Regions from separate parts of the Homo sapiens genome. Here region 1 is linked to region 2. Evidence: read pairs that join two places in POLR2A ChIA-PET (ENCODE). Cell type or tissue: GM12878. All regions are shown on one strand. Links, peaks and the distances in the headings refer to the core of each region. The heading gives the core; the rest is flanking DNA. Region 1 holds the start of LINC03035 (long intergenic non-protein coding RNA 3035). Region 2 overlaps TCF4 (transcription factor 4).

Evidence for each region. Peaks named below come from ENCODE experiments on the same cell type or tissue, not always from the same donor. Only the 100,000 strongest peaks of a DNase experiment are listed, where the experiment ranks them.
Region 1: POLR2A ChIA-PET joins it to region 2 with 6 read pairs; 3 of 35 experiments call an interaction of 5 or more read pairs at or near these places.

The regions. Positions count from the first base shown.
Region 1 is chr18:55,081,661-55,098,417 of GRCh38, reverse strand. It overlaps LINC03035 (long intergenic non-protein coding RNA 3035), which reads left to right and starts at 12,826. Exons shown (of 2, transcript XR_935478.3): 1 at 12,826-13,597. In GM12878, for the core only: no CTCF peak of the experiment used is centred there; no DNase peak of the experiment used is centred there.
Region 2 is chr18:55,283,300-55,287,299 of GRCh38, reverse strand. The region is part of intron 8 of TCF4 (transcription factor 4); the gene reads left to right. Among named protein-coding and RNA genes, the nearest start is that of LINC01929, 160 kb to the right of the region's middle. In GM12878, for the core only: no CTCF peak of the experiment used is centred there; no DNase peak of the experiment used is centred there; H3K27ac peaks cover 326 bases.

The sequences.
Region 1 (16,757 bases), core at 5,080-9,079, 190 kb after region 2:
CCACTATTCCATAAGGACAAGAAGGAACTAAGATTTCCCATGCAAGTGAGTGACTAAAATTAAATTAACAAAATTAAGAGATAGACAGCAAGAAGCATGTTTGTGCTGCTTACTCTGAGTACTTGGACATCTCCTTTGTATTCACTCTAGGAGGCCCAGCTTACACCTGCCTCTAGCAGGGCTTATGGATTTTATTACCTCTCCAAATATGAAAAAATATAGACTTAGTTTGCAGACTCTTGACTTCCTCTGGGAGAGGGCTCAACATCAAAGCAACTATTTCTACAAACATTTAAAGCATCTTTTCTCTTCCTGCCTTCCTTCCCTGACTGCTTTGCTTTTGGAAACACTAAACACACCCAGTTTTCCAGGCTCCGATGGCTCAACAATACTACTTTTCCTTAGCAAGGAGCACATTACTGCCATGATTTATGGCTGGTGAGTAATTAGGAGCCTGTTGCTATGGTCTGGGGTTGAGATCAAAAGAACCATGTGTCAAAGTGAAGGGAGGGGTGACTGGAGCCCAGGCAGAAGGGTGGTGGTGTTTGTTTGTAATCCTAACCAGAGAGAAGCTGGGCCATCGCTTAATTGGGAAAAGGCTCAGCGTCTGAAGAAAGCTATGAAAGCGGAGCCTGTTCTAGAAAAAGAATCCGTGTGTTTTGCAAATCAACAATATTTAGTGATAGGTGAATCTCCAGGGGGCCTGGAGGCTGGACGGTTTGAATTAGTACTCAAAGGTTTGGAGAAAAAAAATGTGAAATGTATGAATACTGAGTATAAAAAAATTGCCCAAATTGGTTCGCTTATGAGATTTCTGGTATTTCCTTCTCTGGTCAAGAGGAAATGCCAAGGGAAGTACTGCAATATTTCAGTACTTCTGTATCTGCAATCCAATTTCCCAACGAATATCGATTCTCTCTTTCTCTTTATCCCTCCTCCTTCCTGGCCATGGAGGAGGACTTTGGCGGCAGAGATATGGAGCACATGGGTGGGTCCAAGCGTGGCTGGATGGAGGTTCATGGAGCTGGTTGGGGGTGGGGTAGGCAGGGGGTGAACCAGCTGGGCTCTGAGGGCTCTGGGGTTTCATCTGCTCTATATTTATGACTTTCTATAAATCACAACTGGGGCAATGGGAAAGGCCTTGGACAGAGTATAAGGAAACCAGTTTTCCAGTCCTGGCTTTGTTTCTAACGAGCTGTGTGGCCTTAGGCAAGTCAAGATTTCTGGGTCTCAGTTTCCTTATCTGTCAAATGAGATTGACTGACTTTGATGTACTCTAAGCTCCCATTCAGCTCTCAAATGCTATGGTCAGATTCCCCTACTTCAGCCCTTGAAACTGCAATGGGCACTCCCTTTCTGAGTAGAGGTCCCGTTCCACATTCCTTTTGAGACAGGAACGCTGAACCTGGGTGCAACTGGAAGGCATTTTAAAATGGAATATTCAATTCTGAAAGAGAAGCATTTGGATTCAAACACACACAGAGTGCAGATTGCGTGGACTGAACCGAAAGGACCTTTTTGGTGTTCACAAAGTAAACATAAAGCAACTGCGACCTCATTCACCTTGTGAAACCACAGATATCCAGATGATGCGATTAGGAACAGGGCTGCACAAAGTTAAAGTCCTTTCTCAGTGTTTGGACAAACCGACAGTGCAGTGGAAGGGATGGCTTCAATTTGCAGGGGGATTTTCCAACTCTTACCCACTTTGCCAGATAGAGTTGCAGATGACATTGGAAAAGCTAGGACCCTTTAGAAGATGTGTGTGTGTGTGTGTGTGTGTGTGTGCGTGTGTGTGCGTGTGTGCATGTGAGAGAGAGAGAGAGACAGAGAGACAGACAGAGGGACAGAGAGAGAGAGAAAGCAAGGATGAGCATCATGTGGGCTCAGGCTGCTGGGGCCTTGGCTCTGCCCACATGACCAGTAAACCATGCTGCCATCTAGTGTGGGCTCAGAAACTTCTTGGCGTGCTTAAGAGACATGGATGAGCATAAAGAAATGAAGGCATGAGTACGCAAAAGCTCCCAGGAAGAGGCACCATTAGTGTTAAGTGATGAGACCCCCATGGCCTCCTTTCTCCCTCTGATCACCCCATTTCTAGTTAAACACACACTTGCTTCTCTACGTAGCCTTCTTAGCACTTATGAAAAAAATCCCAAATTCCACATGAAGGCTCTGCCCATTGATAGTCATGCATTCTCCTTTTGAAAAGTAAAAAGTTAACATCAAAGGTCATAAAAAAAGTAAACTATTTGGCAGAAAACCAGGGGAAGAATATACAGATTATCCCTCACTGTGTTCCTCAACAGGAAAAGTGTCAACCTGGAGAAGTTTACTTTGCAAATTATAAAAGGGGATTTTATTTTCAAGTTAGCGAAAGGTGGGTATCTCAGGATTGACGTGACGCCATGAAATTGTACCCCTGAACGTCTCTCTGGAGCACATGCCCTACAGTGGAAAGGTATTCTTGATAAGGCAGATAATGGGTGGAATTATGCTAATCAAGAAAACCTTACAGGGTGAATAATTTAGTAACCCTTTTCTGAGAATAAGTGCCTATTTTAAAGTTCTAAATGACACCATAAATGTAGTCAGGCATAGATTTCCATACTGATATGGGATAATAAACACAGCCGGAGTCTGAAGCACCTTGAGGGACATCCTGCTGTGCTTATTATCCTGTACTTCCCTACTAATCACTGGAGCCTAAACCTTAATCCTCATGGCTTTGTTTACCTAGCACTTTGTCAAGTCCAATACATTTTGGTTCTTTTACCTTTCCCGGAAAGACAGCTGTAAGTATGGAACTTTGTCATTTTTCTCCTCCGCATGGACTTGAGATCTTTTGTTATAGTCTGAAGTCCACATTTTAAAATTTGAATTGCTGCTCCAGAATTTTTAAAAATACGTGATTAGCATCACATGGATGCTGAATAAGTCTTACGTTGCTATCTACAAACTTCACTCAAACACTAACAGTGTTTATGTTTCTAGACATTCTCCCATTGCCACTTTGGCTGACTTCATAGGGAGTAAATAGTGACAAAGCTTTGAAGGAATAAATTTGTTTTACTATAATACTGCTCTATTGTTTTGCATATTTGGGTTTTGCCAAAGATTCATTTCCTCAAAAACTTCCAGTGATAAGAAAAGTTGAAAGTCCACTCTCCCATCTCTATTCTTTTATATCTGCAGTGATTTGTGTCAAAGACACACGCTGATAGACCCTCTTAGCAGAACTCGGGCTGCAAATCTTACTGGTGATCTCACTTACTTAAACCATCTGAGGAAACAGGAGGGCTGGGAGAGAGAAGTCACTGTACAACTCTCTCTGAACAGTGACCAAATGTTCAACCAGATGCATGAGGAATGGGCTAAATGCAAACCTCAACTCAACCCTTCTGGAAGAGGAGTAAAGGTTCTGGTGATACTCAACTATGTGAGTAGTGGGAAGGGAAAGGGGACAGGAAAAAGACCATAGGATGGGACCATGTTTGTTCTGTGCCCACGTCACAATGCTCTTATTATTTCCCATGTGGGAGAGATGTATGCACTGACCACTGACTTTTAAATAGGTTATGGATCCCTAAGCCCTCACACAGGATGTCTTTGAAGGTTCATGTGGAGAAGGATGTCTTCTTCCTGCAGCATTGCAGCAGCTCTCTACAGGGCAGGTTTCAGGTGGTGGACTATGTTAAGTAAATAGGGACAAAGGTGACAAAAACATATCTAACACTATGAATGAAAAGTTGGGAATAAAGACTGAAAGGGTTTGGTGAAGTGCACAGACTTGGAAGTTAGGTGTGTGGGTTTTAACTCCAGATTGACCCCTTCTGAATTGTATAAGTTGTTTAACTATGCTCTGCCTCCATTTGTTCATCTTTAAATGAGTAGGTGTTTTTATGACAATAAAAACCACTACTACTATTATAGAGACAATAATACCTACTTATGGGATTGTTGCAATGATTACACAAATTAACAGGTATAAAGTATATAGAACAATGTCTTGCATGTAGTAATTGGTCAAGACATGTTATGAATTATTATGTCATTGTTAAAGGAAAAATTGGGTCTGGGTACTCTTAGCGTAACAAATAAAAAAGAGACAATGAGCTCAATTTTTGAACATATTCATATCCATGGATCAGTAGATCACCTAAGTTATATACCAATCAGTTTTGCTTTGGACCAAGCAGGAGATTCAGAGGCCCAGGACTGGCTGCATAATTTGCAGGCCCCCATGCACAATAAAAATGGGAATGTCTTGTTCAAAAATCATTAAGAATTTCAAGATGGTGACTGACAGCAGAACATTAAACCAAGCATGGAGCCCTTCTAAACATATGGTCCTGTGTGACTGCACAGGTTGCACACCCATGAGGCTTGCCCTGCAAAGGCCACATAAATCATGGCCTCTAGATGCACAGAGCTTACCCTCTAGCCCTCAACTCCTATGTGACCTTTTTCTTTTCACTTGGTACCTGTTGTTTCATCCTTTTGTGGTAGTGTGTTTGGTGTTTGAATTCATGGCTCAAAACACATGCTTCCTGGAAATCATGTAAGAGCCTTCAGATCCTGTCTCTATTTTCCCATATTTCCTGCCCTCTTCAATTCACTGCAATCTGGCTCTTGCCCCCCACCTGCCAAATCCCCATCATATTCTAACACCACTATCATCTGCTCTGAATTTTTGTGGGTGGAAACCAATGGCTTCTTAATTTTCTTCTTACAGTATTTGTCTCATTTAAACTATATAATCATTTACAGCTTGACAATGGATGACATTATCCTAAAATTCTCCTCTCTAACTTCAGTATATGTTACTTCAAAGTTCCCTATGTTTCTCTTCTCTTTTTCTGTTTTTTCTTTTTTTTTTTTTTTTCACTTCCTCAATAGCTCATAGTCCTCAGGGATTTATTTGTAATTTTCAGTCCTTGTTCTCATTCTTTCTCTACACATGCTCCTTGAGGATCTTACTTGCTCTGATGACTTCAGCTACCACTAAACAATGTCAATTCTCAAATAAGTATATTCACCCTTTTCTCTGCTGGTTATAGACCCATATTTCCAACTCACTCTAGACAGCTGTAACTGGACATCCTTAAGTGGCAACTCACTCAAAACACCTCAAACCAATTAATGTTTTCCTCATTCCTCTTTCTTCTATTGCCCATTTTTATTATACTATGACTTAGTAACCCCAGATGGAAACTATGGTCATCCTCAGCTTCACTGTCTGCCTTACCATCCAGCACCCAGTGCTTCCCCAGCTGCAGTTGATCCTATTACCTAAATATCTCTTGAATCTTTTCTCTTCTTTCCTTACTAGCTTGGTGCCCACCACCAATATAGTCTATCAGTCTTCATCTGTACTAGTCTGTCTTCTCACTGGACTCATTCTCTAGGTTTTCTACATTCTAGTTATATTCTTTACTTATCCTAAAAATGTTTTCTAAAATGTAAAGTTGTTCAAGGTAAATCCCTGCTTAAGGACCTCTATTGTCTGGTGGACAAAATTAAAAACTTCTTTGGAGAAGCACAAAGACTTTTATTTTTCTGATTCATTCCAGTTTACTTGAGGTTGGTCCTAGCTTTTAGTCTTCCTAATCACATACCTCAGCTCAAGCCATCTGCTGACCTTCCACCTTGTGGTGTCATCTCCTAGGTCTCCATGCCCTTGCACATACTGTTCCTTATGTCCAGAAATGCTTTTCACTGCATTCTCCAGTGAGTACATTCCTAATTATCTTTCAAGGTGCAGCTTATCTGAGACACCTTCCAGGAAATCTTTTCTGCTTTCTATACACCCATAGCACTTTGTGTGCACTTCCATTGATTGCAATTAGGTGTTCGCTTTCTCTGCAATTAGTGTCGAACTCTTGGAAATCAGCATTATGCTATATTCTTCTTCATATCCTCAGCACCTGGCACAGTCTGTGGCTCAGAGTAGAAGTGGAAACAGTGTATCATGAATGACCATGCTCTGCATAAAGTCAGAGGTTCACTAAAACCTCCGACTCATAAACATTGGGAGGGTTTTGTGTGTGTGTGAGTGTGTGTGTGTGTGTGTGTGAGTGTGTGTGTGGGTGTGTGTGTGTATAGTTATAAATGGTGGAACTTGGACCAAGGAGAAAGAAAAATCTAACAACTTTCTAATAAACAAATATTCAGTGCTGCCTCTGGATGCTCACATAAAGATGAGTTACCTCACTCTCCACTTTGACTCCGTAGAGGAGAGATTGGCATTGGGATTGAATATCCTCTCGAATTTCTTATCTCTCGAACTTATACAGTAACTGCTTTGTTGGATAAGATACAGCAAAAATATCTCACAAGTAATAGACTCTGTGATATTTCTACAACATCAGCAGTCCCTATTCTTTTTTTTTAATCTCTACTTACCCCTTTTTCCCCACTCAGATGTTTGTAATGAATTTTGTTATGTCTACTGTGGAGTGACTATTACACTTCTACTTTTAAGAACTTTTGTGGTTGGGCACGGTGGCTCATGCCTGTAATCTCAGCACTTTGGAAGGCCAAGGCAGGCAGATCATCTGAGCTCAGGAGTTTGAGACCGGACTGGCCAACATGGTGAAACCCTGTCTCTACCAAAAATACAAAAATTAGCTGAGTGTGGTGGCACACACCTGTAGTCCCAGCTACTTAGGAGGCTGAGGCAGGAGAATTGCTTGAGCCCAGGAGGTGGAGAGGTTGCAGTGAGCCGAGATCATGCCACTATTCTTCAGCCTGGGCAACAGAGCTAGACTTTGTCTCAAAAAAAAAAAAAAAAAAAAAAAAAAGGAACTTTTGTTTTTGTGAGAGAATGCCCAAAATATCAGATATCAAATATATCTTTTCTTTGATTATTAAACCCTGGAGTCAGTCTGGTCACATCATCTGTTGAGCTCCTTCGGTCACAGTGGCCAAAGTTACAGAATCAATCCTCCTATACATCAGTGCTGCTCCCAAAGATAATTACTACCTGCCGCCATCAACAAGCATACCTTTCTGTCACTAGGTGAGAAAAAGTAGGTACCTGTGAAGAACATCTCCATGATTGAAATACAACTCCAGCTGTAGAGTCAGTGGTATTTGTATGTGTCTATCTATTTTAATGAATATTTGTAAAACTTCAAGTGTGTCTACAGCTCCAAAGCTAATTTCATAAGGACCAAATTCAAACATGCTGGAGAAAAAGCAAGTTGTTTCTTTTCAAGTGGTCTCCCCTTATCTGTGATTTTGCTTTCCACTGTTTCAATTACCCACAGTCAAACACGATCTCCATATATTAAATAGAAAATTCCAGAAATAAGCAATTCATAGGTTTTAAATTGTGCATGATGAGATCCCGAGCTGTCCCACTCCATTCTGCCTGGGATGTGAATCATCACTTTGTTTAGCAGATCCATGCTGTGTATCCTATCTGCTCATTAGCCACTTAGTAGCTGTCTCAGTTACCAGATCGAAGAAATATAGTATATATAAGATTTGGTACTATCTTTAGTTTCAGGCATTTACTAGGGGGTCTTGGAACATATCCCCTGCAGATAAGGGGGAACTACTGTGTGTATCTTTGGCATCAAGACAGTCAGACTAACAACAGTGATGAATGATGCAATGGTAGATTATGTTTCCAACTACATTTGCATTCTTCTGCAATGTTTTAAGTCAATCTTGGTTATCTTCTTTTATCAAATTGAAAGCTGCTATGAGTCATGCTTTATGACCAAATTACATCTGATAAACTAGAGGTTACCAAGTGTCCTAGTAAAGACCAAAACTTTTAAAGTTTCCTCATTTGTCAACTGAGAACAAGACTCTTTCATAGACTTGTGTACAATGATTATTCTGTAAAGCTCTGTAAAAGAAGTCTACCAAATTTTTGAGGCAACACATTCAAACTTGTGTTAAGACTGTGTTTGCTTAGAACTGAAAATGTTTTTGGATAGGCCAAGTTTGGGGACCAGTAAGAGAACTCATGGAGAACTGTTCACGACAGAAAGCAAAAGTAATTTACAGATCATTGTGAATACTGTGGATTCTAGGCTGTTCTGTATTGTAATGTAACAAACAAAGGACCTAGTCTCTGACCCTGAACAATTTTCAATCTATCATCACAAATGCCCTAGGAAGTAATGCAGCACAGATTAAGGATGCATTAAACTAGCAGTCATTGTCATTAAAATCCTTCATCAGGACCAACTTTCCAAGAGGGTTTTAAAGGTTTAAAAGAGAGGAACATTGCTTGATATTAAATTGACAAATGAGTCTCGGCTGAAAAAAAAGGATTGTATGAACAAATAAAGGATGACCCTATAATGAATATGAAAACAAGGAAAACTAGGATAAAAATGCTAGAAAGAGTTGGAAACATTGGTGAGGTCAAATATGCTTGGTTAGATAGGAAACCAAAAGTCTAAGTAAAAATAAGAGGAGCAGCATATATTCCAATGGAAAGATAGTGAACATAGATTTAAAAGTGTAGAACAGGGCCAGCCAACATTTTCTGCAAAGAACCAGATGGTAAATATTTTTGGCTTTGCGGCCATACAGTCTCTGTCGCAACTACTTAACTCTGCTGTTGTTATGGGAATGCAGCCATAGACAATCCATAAAGAATGAGCATGGCTGTGTTCCAATAAAACTTTATTGAGTAAAACAGGAAGTGGACCGGTTTGGCCAATGGGCCAAGGTGTAGAAGAATGGGGGTAAATAATAAAGCCAAATTAATTCACCACTGCTCTGGCACCATTGGCCATGCCATTGTGGGCTAGGGAATGCTTAAATTCTGTATTTTTGACCACCATAGAAATTAATTTGACTTCTTAAACATGATAGTAATAGAAATCTAGTGGTATGCATTGAACATAAAGAAATTGCTTTAATTAACGCTGGAAGTGTCATTATGAGGACTTCAGGAATCTATTTGATACCTGGACTCTGAGAAGTAAGGGGGCTTAATCATGGAAGCTATCTATAATTAGAGGCAGAGCTGTATTAGAACTCAGGTCAATGGATTCCTAAATTAGAGCTGTTTTGCCCTATTTGATGCTACTTTATTTATGTTGTTACTTTTCAAAGCCATGAAAGTAGTTTTCCATAAGTACAAACAGATGAACAATCTGTAAGATCTGGGACACGATCTCAATTTTTTTTCTGTATTGTGGATGAGAAGTAAGATACTTAATAGATTCCGTATTGCTTAATATCAGGGACAAGGACCAAGCAATCTCCCCTTCCATTTAAATATTATACTATCTTTGTGGAAAGTGCATTGCACCCTGGCCTGGGAGTTTTCTACTTCTGAAGATAGACATGCATCAATTCACCCACCATCCCTCACTCCCTTTTCATTAGTGACTACATTTATGAGGTGACTGGTTGGGGCTGGGGATGCAGAACATTACAGTGAAAGACAACTCTCTCAGTTGGCTTCAACCTCTTTATCACCAGCCTTGCTTGCTAGCCACAAGCATGAAAAGGTAGAATAGCATGTGTATTTCAAAGATGAAAATCATTCTGTTCACAAGTGGCCAACACTGCAGGGACTGCTTTCACTAAATATCATTTTGACAAACTCTAATGCTGCTGGTTTAGCTGATGAAATTTAAAGCACTTGAGTCAAATAAATTGGATTACCACCCTTGGATTAAGATAAATCATTTCCTAAATTTTTGGTCTGTTTGCTTTGGCTGGGCTTGAATCCTGCAAACTCTGCTTTTGATAACCACACTAAAACGGCAGGGAGTGAGCTAAGAGGCGGATATGTGAGAAAGATTGAAATAGAAAATACATAATCAACAAATGACTCTTCAGCTCTTTTTTATTTCTTCCGGATGCTTCAGAAGTTGGAATATTTCCTTAATTGCATTCATTACCCTTGACCCAGGAACTCCATCCCAAAGAAAATAGAATTGGAGATTATCCATGGATTTATGAGGAAGGGAAGATATTACCAGTAATTCTTCTGTCTGTCCTTTATAAATTCAGGAAGGTTTTCTATGAGGTGGATAAAATCATAAAGTAAACATGCTTGTACCTTGGCCAAACGTTAGTGTGCTCTGTTCCCATTCAACTCCCTTGATTAGTGGAGAAACTCCAGCCTGGCACTGCATGGGCAATTGCAAGGCTATTCAAGATTTGACTTCAGAGCCTCTGTGACTCACCTTTAGAATTTGTGGTGTTGCAGGGCACTCAAGTATTTGCAAATTAACCAGCAAATATAGCCTAACTTCTTTGGTCACTTTCAAATTCTGCAGTTGTCATCACTGAAACTGTAGACGTATACAGGCTTCCTGGTAGTTAAGTGAATGACACCAATGGTCTTGTTTGAAGAGTGACCTAAAATTGTGCAATAGGCAAATTGCCTATTTTACTGGTGCTTTTCCTTTAGTGGTACCTTTTACTATCTCTCATCTTAAATACCACTTAAACACATCTTCCAAGAGACCTATAATCTACTCTGCCGTAACTGCTAGGGAAATGCATTAGGATCTTTTCTCTTTTTCTTTCCTACGCGAACTTTCTCCATTGCCCACAATTCGTTCACATTAAGTTATTATTAATAACAATTAAAAGCCTTTTAATCCCTCCTGGGGGGAGCTGCACTTAGAAAATTCTTTTTCTTTGAAGAAATAAATCTCTGTTCATACATTCTGGAGTTGACTTGTAAAAGAAATAATTTGGGGTGTAGAAGAAAATTTCACTGTCTCTCTAATCAGTTTACCTTAATATTCTCTATTCAGTATTTTATTGGCTCTTGGAACATGTAGATAATCCCAAAGTTGCTGAGGTCAATAAACCATTTGGAGAGCATATTGCCATATTGGCTTTTATGGGATTCTTGCTTAAATTAGGTAAAATAACATGTTCTTAAACTTCAGGAATATAGGAAAGCCTATCCTCGGAAAGTTGATTAGAGCTGGTTCCAAAAGTAATTTAAAGCCAATAAGGTATTCAATGCTATTATAGCTAACAGCCTCATCTGGGGGTTTTCAACTCCCCTCATGGTCTCAACTAGAAAACATGGGCACAGAATCCTGGATAGTCAGGAGCAAGGATTTTTTTTCTAGGAATTAGAAATCTTGAGTTTTTTTGTTTTTTGTTTTTTTTTTTTCCACTTAGGAAAAAGAACCCTCCCAAAACCAACAACCATAGGCTAAAGAATTTAATAAGATGGAGACTTTATTTAGAAACAACATGCCTCTCCTGTGAACAGAGAGCTCACTTGGAAAGAAGCTATGAATGGACCTGCACAATTATTTTCTGGCAAAAACCCAATCACATTTGGAGACCTCAGCAGCTGAACACGGAGTGACAGCTGAAAACTCAAACATGTTACAAAGATCAGAGACATTGCTGAATGCTCCATTTTGAAGTTTGATCCAAAGAACCAATTTATGTCATGTTGGTTTTATTGAAGAGAAGAGCTTTATTCCAAAGGCTCTTTTAAGCCCACATCCCCTCTTTGGCTCTTTCGGCCCTTCACGCCCACAGGATTTCCAATATCCCTGGAAGGTATTTGCCCTTCACAGATGAGTCCAACAGTGCTTAAGAAAGCGTTAGGTGCTTCTTCAAGCCTGCTTCCTCCCCCTTACCCCAGAACTTGGTTTCAAGAGCAGGCAGATCCCTCACATTCATTTAATAAGAGAATACATTCTGCCTGAGGGTTCTTTTGAAATATCTGTGGCTTGTCCTACATGAAAGAGGACAGGGACAAGATAGATAACAATTTTACTACTATCTAAATGTTAAAAAAAACACTAGATACATGGAATAATGAGATAATAGAATGAGGGGAAGTTTTGGGTAAGGGTCTTGCCTCTGGAGGCTGACTGCTGGGGTTTGAGTAGTACCTGTTGTGTGATTGTGGACAGTTCATGTCTTGAAGCCCCTGTTCCTCAACCAGTTAAGTATAATAATCCCTAGTTCATAGTGCTATAGTAAGTATTAAATAAGTTTAAAATGCCCTGTATGTGTAAGCACTCAATACATATGAGATAATAATATTAAATGTAAACTGGCATGGTTCAAAGTATAAATAATAAGATAGGCTGTTGGAAGCACTCAAAGAATACAGAACTGGGGTGATGTGGCTAAGGATAGATTAAGTTAAAATATAGAATTTGCATCTTTTCCATAGCCCTGTCCAGAAGGAATGTGTAAATTTGTTGCCATCCCTAAGGAACTAACAGCTTTCTGTTCCCATTTTGCATTCTATGGGTAATTATTTTACATATATATACTTTTGGAACCTTTCAAAACCACTCCTGAATATTTGGGTGTAAACAGCCCTTCACCCTATTCTGCTGTTCCCCACTTCCTCACAGTGGGTGGTTACATTCCCCACTGCATGTGGACCGCTGGCCAAAGTTCCACTTCTGTGACTGGCCTCCATCCCACCCAGTTCAATCCAATTCTTCGAATCACATCTTAGGGAAACACTTTACTTTTGGGTGTTTTATTAAATTCAGATGCATTATGTTCACTGGGTTTACTATTCTAATTCTAGGATTCAGTTTAAAAGATCAAACTGGTATACTGTGCCACATTTGCACATTTTCAAAATAACCCAGAAAATTTAGTGGAAACCCCTAATTAACATGACTGCACCGCAGTTTATAGTCTCGAACAATCAACACCTTTCTTCCCTTGCAGTAACTTTCCCTTTGCAATTTCATGCCTCACAATTTGTAGCTTACACTTCCTGGAATTTACATTCATTTTGAAGACATGTTTGATGACTATTTCTTTCCTTTGCTATGACCCTGGACCTGAAAAGTGTAACTATTTCTATCTCTGTAGAGAACACAAGTTATGCTCCCACTCAACAATCCCACTGGACCACATGAAGGCTGCATCCTAACTAATGGACCTCTTGGAGAAGGATTTTATTTGATAACTTGGTTAAAGAGCCTGAAATGTTTCATTATCAATTGCTTCATTGTTGTTGGTATAGATTAATCACCAGTACTTTCATTCATTTATTTATCTTCTTGAAACTCTGATTTTCCAATAGGTACAACTCACTTTTTCTGCTTTAATTTTCACTAGTTCTCCCAACCATTAGTTATAAAGAATCATCTAGTTATGGAGAAATCACTAACCCTTTGGGAATCCTGTCCCATAGCTGAAATCTACATTCCTCCAATTGTCTGGCAAGTTTTAAAGTTGTTATTTCTTTGTTTGTTTCAACAGATTTGTCCCTAATCATGTGGAAAGGGCTGCTAAAATACAGAATGTACTTACTCCAAGTGAGATTCCCAGTTCACAGATACAGTAGTAAACCTAATTTGCAAATAAGCCACAGTCATACACATAATATTTCACACACATATTAATATTGTTAATATTAATATTAAGCAGTTATTTGCAAAACAAATTGGTACAATTTCTTTATAAGATTGTTTTACAGGATTTTATCAGCTGTTGCAAGAAAAGAACTGAGCTGCAAAAGGGATTGGAGTTGTATCTCATTACTCTTCCTTAGGGAGGGTATTGAATTTGGTTAAAAATCAGTCCACTCCTTTAGAAAGTATGTTGCAGAGAGACAAATGCAAAATGCCAGATGGTGGAGTTGAAACAGAGACCTCATGTGAGTCAATGAAAAGTCCACTCTGACTTACTATCCTTGTCCTATTAAATGTTATTTACTTTTATTTTTTTCTCCCACTTAACTGAGTTTTACTGTCTTATGAAATATATAAAGCTTCATAATGCACTTTAACCCTAATCTTATTTAAAAGATTATTTTATATAGATCTACTCTAAATTCTCTCAGTCTCTATAATAACGAAATGTTCTTGGTTGACTCATTTCCATGGAACCACCAGTCCTAGGACATAATGAAGATAAATAATGGGTCACTTGTCATTTAAATTAATTCCACTTTTTATTTATATAATCTTGTATAAGAAACTGATTATACTTTAAAAAGGTTCCTAGCTTGTGTCTATTCCTTCCAAGACCATAGAGAAGCTCAAGTGATTGTGTTAAGCTAAATAATACTTCATTATCCTGCCATTATAGAAATGACAAGGCAGAGACAGAAACATATCAATTATCTGGCTTTCTCAGTAACTGAGCTATTCCTCATAAGTAGTTTTGTCAAGAAATGAAGTGTATCCTATTATGAGTTAAAAATATTAATATTAGTCATTTGGCATAGAAATTGGCTAAAAAAAACATTTACTGTGTTCCTCCAGGCCAGTCTGGCAGGAGACTGCCATTTATTAAAAAATCAAAAAACAAAAACAAAACCAATCCCATTGTCAGTCTAGTGAGAGCAAACCAGGTGGCTCAGGGAAGAAGGAAAGAGTTGCTCCAGGACTGACTCTGGCCATGGCTGCACATCCTCTGGTTTCATGTGCTCCCATTTGGGACACTTTTCTTACAGCCTTTTGTGTGCTTCACCCTTGAGTCCATGCAATCAATTCAGGTGACCAGAGTCTCCTGCCTCTGACCTAGAGTTTTCTTTGGCTTATGACTTCCTTTCTCCCAGATTGGTGGTATAAATCACACTGAGTTAGTACCTTGACATCTTGGCCTAAGGATCTATTGTCACAAATTGTCCTATGGAAATTCTGGCTCTAAAGGCACATAAGTGAATCAATGAAATCCTGAAACATACACATGCACACATACATACATTTATTTTTCAGAAAATAAAAATTCCATGCTGAAACAATGTAGCTACCATTACTACTGAATTAGCATGCAGCATGTCTTCACTGTGCGGGAATGCAAGGATGACCACAGGATTGTGGGGATGTGTTGGGCTGCTTAATTTTTCACTTTGCAGTCCAGGATGGCTGTAGTATCCTCTTTCTCATTTAGCCTATCAGCTATCAACAACCACCAGGAAAGTCATATCTCTAGCTGCTCAGTGCAGTTTCCTAAAATTTTATTTGTTAAAATAGCATACACAAAATTGACTTTTTGGGGTATACAAGCCTATAAATTTTAAGATGTGTGTAGAGTTGGGCAACCACTGCCACTGTCAGGACTCTGAGCAGTTCCATCGCTGCCGAAAATATCCCTTGTACCATCCCTTTGAAGTCACACCCTCCCCCTCCCCCTAAACTCTGACACTCTCAGAACTCTTCTCGGTCACTACAATTTTGTCTTTTAGAGGATGTCATATCAATGGAATCACACGGTATGTAACTTTTTGAGACTGACTCCTGTCACTTAGCATGATGCCTTTGGAGATTTATACACATCGTTGTATATATAAAGAAGTCATTCCTTTTTACTACTGAGTAGTATTCCATTACAGGGATATACAATACTTTGCTTATCATTCTCCACTGAAGGACATCTGGGTTATTTCTAGTTTGGGTAATTATACATAGAGTTGCTATTTGTGTAGGTTTTTATGTGAAGTTTTGCATTTCTGTAGAATAATACCCAGGAGTATGCTTGCTGGGTCACCTGGTAAATGCATGTATGCTTTAACTTTTTAAGGAATTGTTTTCTAGAGCTTCTATGCCATTTTACATTTTCTTTTTTCTTTTTCTTTTTCTTTTTTTTTTTTTTTTGAGACAGAGTCTCACTCTGTTGCCCAGACTGGAGCACAGTGGCATGATCTCGGTTCACTGCAACATCCGCCTCCCGGGTTCAAGTGATTCTCCCACCTCAGCCTCCCCAGTAGCTAGAACTACAGGCATGCACCACCATGCCCAGCCAATTTTTGTATTTTTAGTAGAGACAGGGTTTTACCATGTTGGCCAAGCTGGTCTCGAACTCCTAACCTCAAGTGATCCACCCACCTTGGCCTTCCAAAGTGCTGGGATTACAGGCGTGAGCCACCATGCCTGGCCCCCATTTCACATTTTCACCAGCAATATATGAGAGATCATCTTCAGCATCACTTGGTGTTGGGAGTACTTTAAAATTTTAGCCATTCTAATGGGTGTGGTGGAATATTTCACTGTGGTTTGAATTTTCATTTTCCCCAATGAGTAATGATGTTGAGTATCTTTTCAAGTGCTTATTTGCCAACCATGTATCTTCTTTGGTGAAGTGTCTCTTCAAATTATTTGCCCATTTTAAAAAATAGGTGGCTTATTTATTGTTGAGTTTTAAGTGTTCTTTATATATTCTGCATATAAGTCCTTTGTTGGATGTATGATTTGCAAATATTTTCCCTCAGTCTAAAGCCTCTCTTCTCATTCTCTATACATTATCCTTTGCAGAGCAAATGGTTTTAATTTTGTGGAAGTCCAGTTTCTCAATTTCCTCTTTTATAGATGGTGATTTTGGTGTTGTAGCTAAGAACTTTTTGCTTAAGCCAATACCATAAAAATTTTCTTTTATGTTTTCTCCTAAAATGTTTATAATTTCATGTTTTACATTTAGATCTATGATCTATTTTGAGTTAATTTCTGTATGAGATGTAAAGGTTGTAGTTTGAGGTTCATTTTTTTTTCCACATATGGATATCCATTTGTTCCAACATCACCATGGCCTTTTTAAATTTGATTCTTTCATTTTGTTGAGATATAGAAAACCAATTGCCCAAACTTATTAGAACAGCTCATAAAAATGGAGGGTTTTTTTTAATACCTAGAGTGGTTTTTACTAAATGGTCTTTTCCCCTTCTTATTTTGGGTTGTGCTCTATAGTAATACCTGGATAACTGAGGTTCAGCATACGTAAAGACACTCTAACTGCTTAAGCTGAAATACTATTTCTTTTCTTTCTTTCTTTCTTTCTTTCTTTTTTTTTTTTTTTTTGAGACAGAGTCTTGCTCT
Region 2 (4,000 bases), core at 1-4,000:
ATATGGATGTATACTTGAAGTGGTTTGTGTTCTAAATATATTAACATGCTCAGGGAATTTCTTTTTGGGGAAATACATATATTCTTTTTCATAGATTTTTGTGGTGCATTCTGGTAGACGGAAGATGGGTCATTGCTCAGTTAGTAAAAATGAAATATGAATATCATACACATAAGTGGTACATTTTACACTTTTTGATAGTTGTGAAATACTCTTTTTTTTTCAGACTACCAATAAAGAGAATTTGAGGAGTAAAACTCTTCTTACCATGAATTGTTTTGGGGCACTTAGAACTATTTAGTTAATTCTTTTAAATACTCCAACTGATTTAGATAGAATAAAAGTGTCACAATTTTAACAGCTTACACCAGTGAAATGTTTCCACTTATAAGAAATACCCTCTTATTTGTCAGCATACTGAAGACATATATGTGTTATTTCTAAGCACATTTCCTATTTATGTGATAATGGAGATCGCCCTTTAACCATCACTTGGACGTGAAGGAGGATTCTTCTTCCTCCATTAGTAAATATTCCTTGACTTGATAATACTGAAAATATGTGAGGTGAATGAGCTTTAATCCTGTGGTTTGGTTTGGTTTTTGGTTGTTTGCAGTCTTGGACTGTTCACCTGCACTGTCTTGTGCCTTTGAGTATGATTAACTGCCTTGACGCCTTACAGTGCATTACACAACTCTACTTCTTCCATTTCTTGACTAATCTCTCATGCTGTTTGACTGCCCATTGGAATCTTTAAGTTAGCTACTTAGGAAAGACTTTAGGAAGGAGAATGCTAAGAGAACTGGCAGAGAAGTCAGGAGCCTGGGCTCTGTCCAGGCCCTGGCGTAAGTCCTTTCACCTCTTCCTTTGACTCCTTTACAAAATGAAGTTGAACTCATTCGAGCTTTAAAAAGATGACGCCAAGAGGCAAGACAGAGGGCAGTAGATGTGAAAGTAACATGAAAGAGAAAGGAACATCTGAAAAAAAAAAAAAGGTAGAAAAAGATTTTGACAAATAGTACTAAAAACAAAGAATATAGAATAGAGAGACCCAATTATACTGATAATTACAATTATCAGTATTGTAAAAACTACAGCAAAAAAGCTAAAAACATATTCAGCTTTTATTGTCCATAAAAAGTGATCACACCATGTCTAACTGTAATTCGTTTGTCAAAAACACTAGAGGCCAAGGACTAAATTGCGGATTAAGAGTTTCTTCCTTTTATTTCCTGCATATCCAGAAACCTGGGGTCATAGATACTCTTCCATGGTGTGTTGTTTGGCACAACTTGCAAGTATTTTGGCAGATGGTTAGAAAAAAAGACTTTAAGAAATATGCAATAGTACTCAGGACTCTAAATATAATAAATAAAGCTAAGATACCAGTATCCTGCCATTCATTACAATCAACATTTATTGAACAGCAGTTATATGCCAGGTAGCAGGGATACCTAGAACTTGCCCCTCCCACTAGCACTCCAGAAGAGTTCCTGCTTTCCCAGCCTAAAGCAACAGCAAGTCTTACATGAGCTAGGCTTACTGTGATAGCTGTCCTGACGGCGAGTGGCAAACATGGCCCAGTGCCTTCCTCATGGATGAACATGACTCTACACTGGGACTCCCCGGTAGACCTTTTTGTGATGATGAGAAAGTCCTGTGTTGGTGATGTTCAGTATGGTAACTAGTGACTGTATGTGCTGTTGAGAACTTGAAATATGGCTACTGTGACTGAGGGACAGAACATTTAATTTTATTTAACTTTGGTTGAGTTTAATTCAAATAACTACATATTACTAATGGCTACTGATTGGACAGCAGCTTTCTAGACCCATTGTTAAAAATAATTATAAGCAATGAGTACCTCTTATGAGATAGAATTAATAATCCCATTTATTGAGGGCCCATGACAGATTAAGAATTATGTTTGACATATATTATCCCTAATCCTCACAAGAATGGTTCATTTGACAAATAAGATAACTGAAGTTCTGAGAGATAAATTGCTTTGTTATGTCCTCGCAAGGAATTGTGAGAGCTGGAATTTGAACCTAATTGGTCAGACTCCAGAGCTGGGTGATTTCTAGTAATCTGCCAAATCTGTGTATGTACTGTCCGGATGCTGTGTCTTCTGAGTACATCTTCTCCTTGCTTTATGGATTAGTTAGCAATGTCTTTATCTTGGTCACATAGGACAGTTACAGGGTCCATCTTATCTCTTCTGAATATGGACGTATCACTGCACTGGAACCATTCATTTTTCTTACTGAGGCCTATGTCCTTCAAAAAATATTAAGAGTTGAGGGTCCAACCCAGCTTCTTGAGTAGTAAGCTAATCACCTACAAGTATATTTCCCCAGTAGATGCTGAGAGAAGCATCAAAGTACATGGGTAGTTCTGTGGACATCAGTGGCACTCAGTAAACTCTTGGCATTTGAGTGTTTAACTGTCACAGTTGAGGATATCTGTGAACTCTCCCAAGGCCTGAGTCACTGAATGAGCCCAGCCAGTACTTGGGCGTCTGTGGCTCCATTCTGCTTTGCTGTTTTCTGCTTTCCATGGAACATACAGTAACTCTCTTGAAGGGTCTGAAAGCCTCAATTACAACGTTTCAGTGATTCTGAACTGATTTTTCTTTGGAAAGTATATATGCAGATGGTACTTGCAGAATCACCAGGGGGTAGTAACGTGGAGGAGTGGTAAAGGTCTACTGGACAATCAGGTGGCTACCACCCAACCACACATGGTGATGTGATATGAAGCCACTTTTCTTTATTCCTTCAGATTTAAGGTTTCCCCTTCAGGAAGCAGGTTACTTAACAAGTACTTGATTTCACCATAACATGCATTATGACATTATCTTTTTTTCTTTTTTCTTTTTTTTTTTTGAGACGGAATCTTGCCCTGTCGCCCAGGCTGGAGTGCAATGGCACGATCTCGGCTCACTGCAACCTCCTTCTCCCAGGTTCAAGCAATTCTCCTGCCTCAGCCTCCTGAGTAGCTGGGATTACAGGTGCATGCCGCCACACCTGGCTAATTTTTTGTATCTTTGGTGGAGATGGGGTTTCACCATGTTGGCCAGGCTGGTCTCGAACTCCTGACTTCGTTATCCACCCACCTCAACCTCCCAAAGTGCTGGGATTACACGCATGAGCCACCGTTCCTGGCCGATATTTTATTTTCTTAAAAGGTCATTATCAGATGCCACAAGAGTATTTCTATAAACTATGACCCAAGTATAGCCTAATGTTAATAGCTTAAAATAGGTTTTATTTACCTTTTTTGCCCTTTAAAAGCAAGGAATTATTTTTTAATGGAAAGAACATAGACTTTGATGATCAGTTCACATCCTTGCTTTACCCCTTGAAAAATGTGCAACCTGGAAAGACAGCTTAACATTCCTGAGTCACATTTGTCCAAATAATACAAACAATGGCAACAAGACTTCAGCACTAATGTCTGATGTTTTTTGTATGATTAATCTGTGCCAGGTTCCATTCTAGTTTCTTTACACACATTATACCATCTAATTCTCACAACAACTTTGCATAGCAGGCATTGTCATTTCCACTTTACAAGCAGGAATCTGAGGACCAGAGTTAAAAGTAACTGGTCCAAGATTGCCTAGTTAATAAATGGTGGAATTTGCAGTCAGACCCAAGCTGGTTTGGGCCAATACACTTGACCTTCTTATGATACGTCAGCCTTGTGAAATAGGGCAGATACTATTAATAATATCCACCTTGTGTGATCATTATGAAGGTTAGATATAATGTATGTGGAACTCTTGCCACCAAAGTGGTTCCACAAGAGGCCCTAAACAAATGAGTAATCATTATTATTTTAAAATGTCCGTAAGTGAAACCGATATGCCAAGACCAGTAAAAATGAGAGCTTCTTAAGGAAAAGAGTAGGAGGCATACCTTTGTTTCATTTTGTTTGTTGGTTTCTGTGCTTGCTTTTTGTTCTTTTCTGTTAGGCACAGGTTTTATTTAGAATA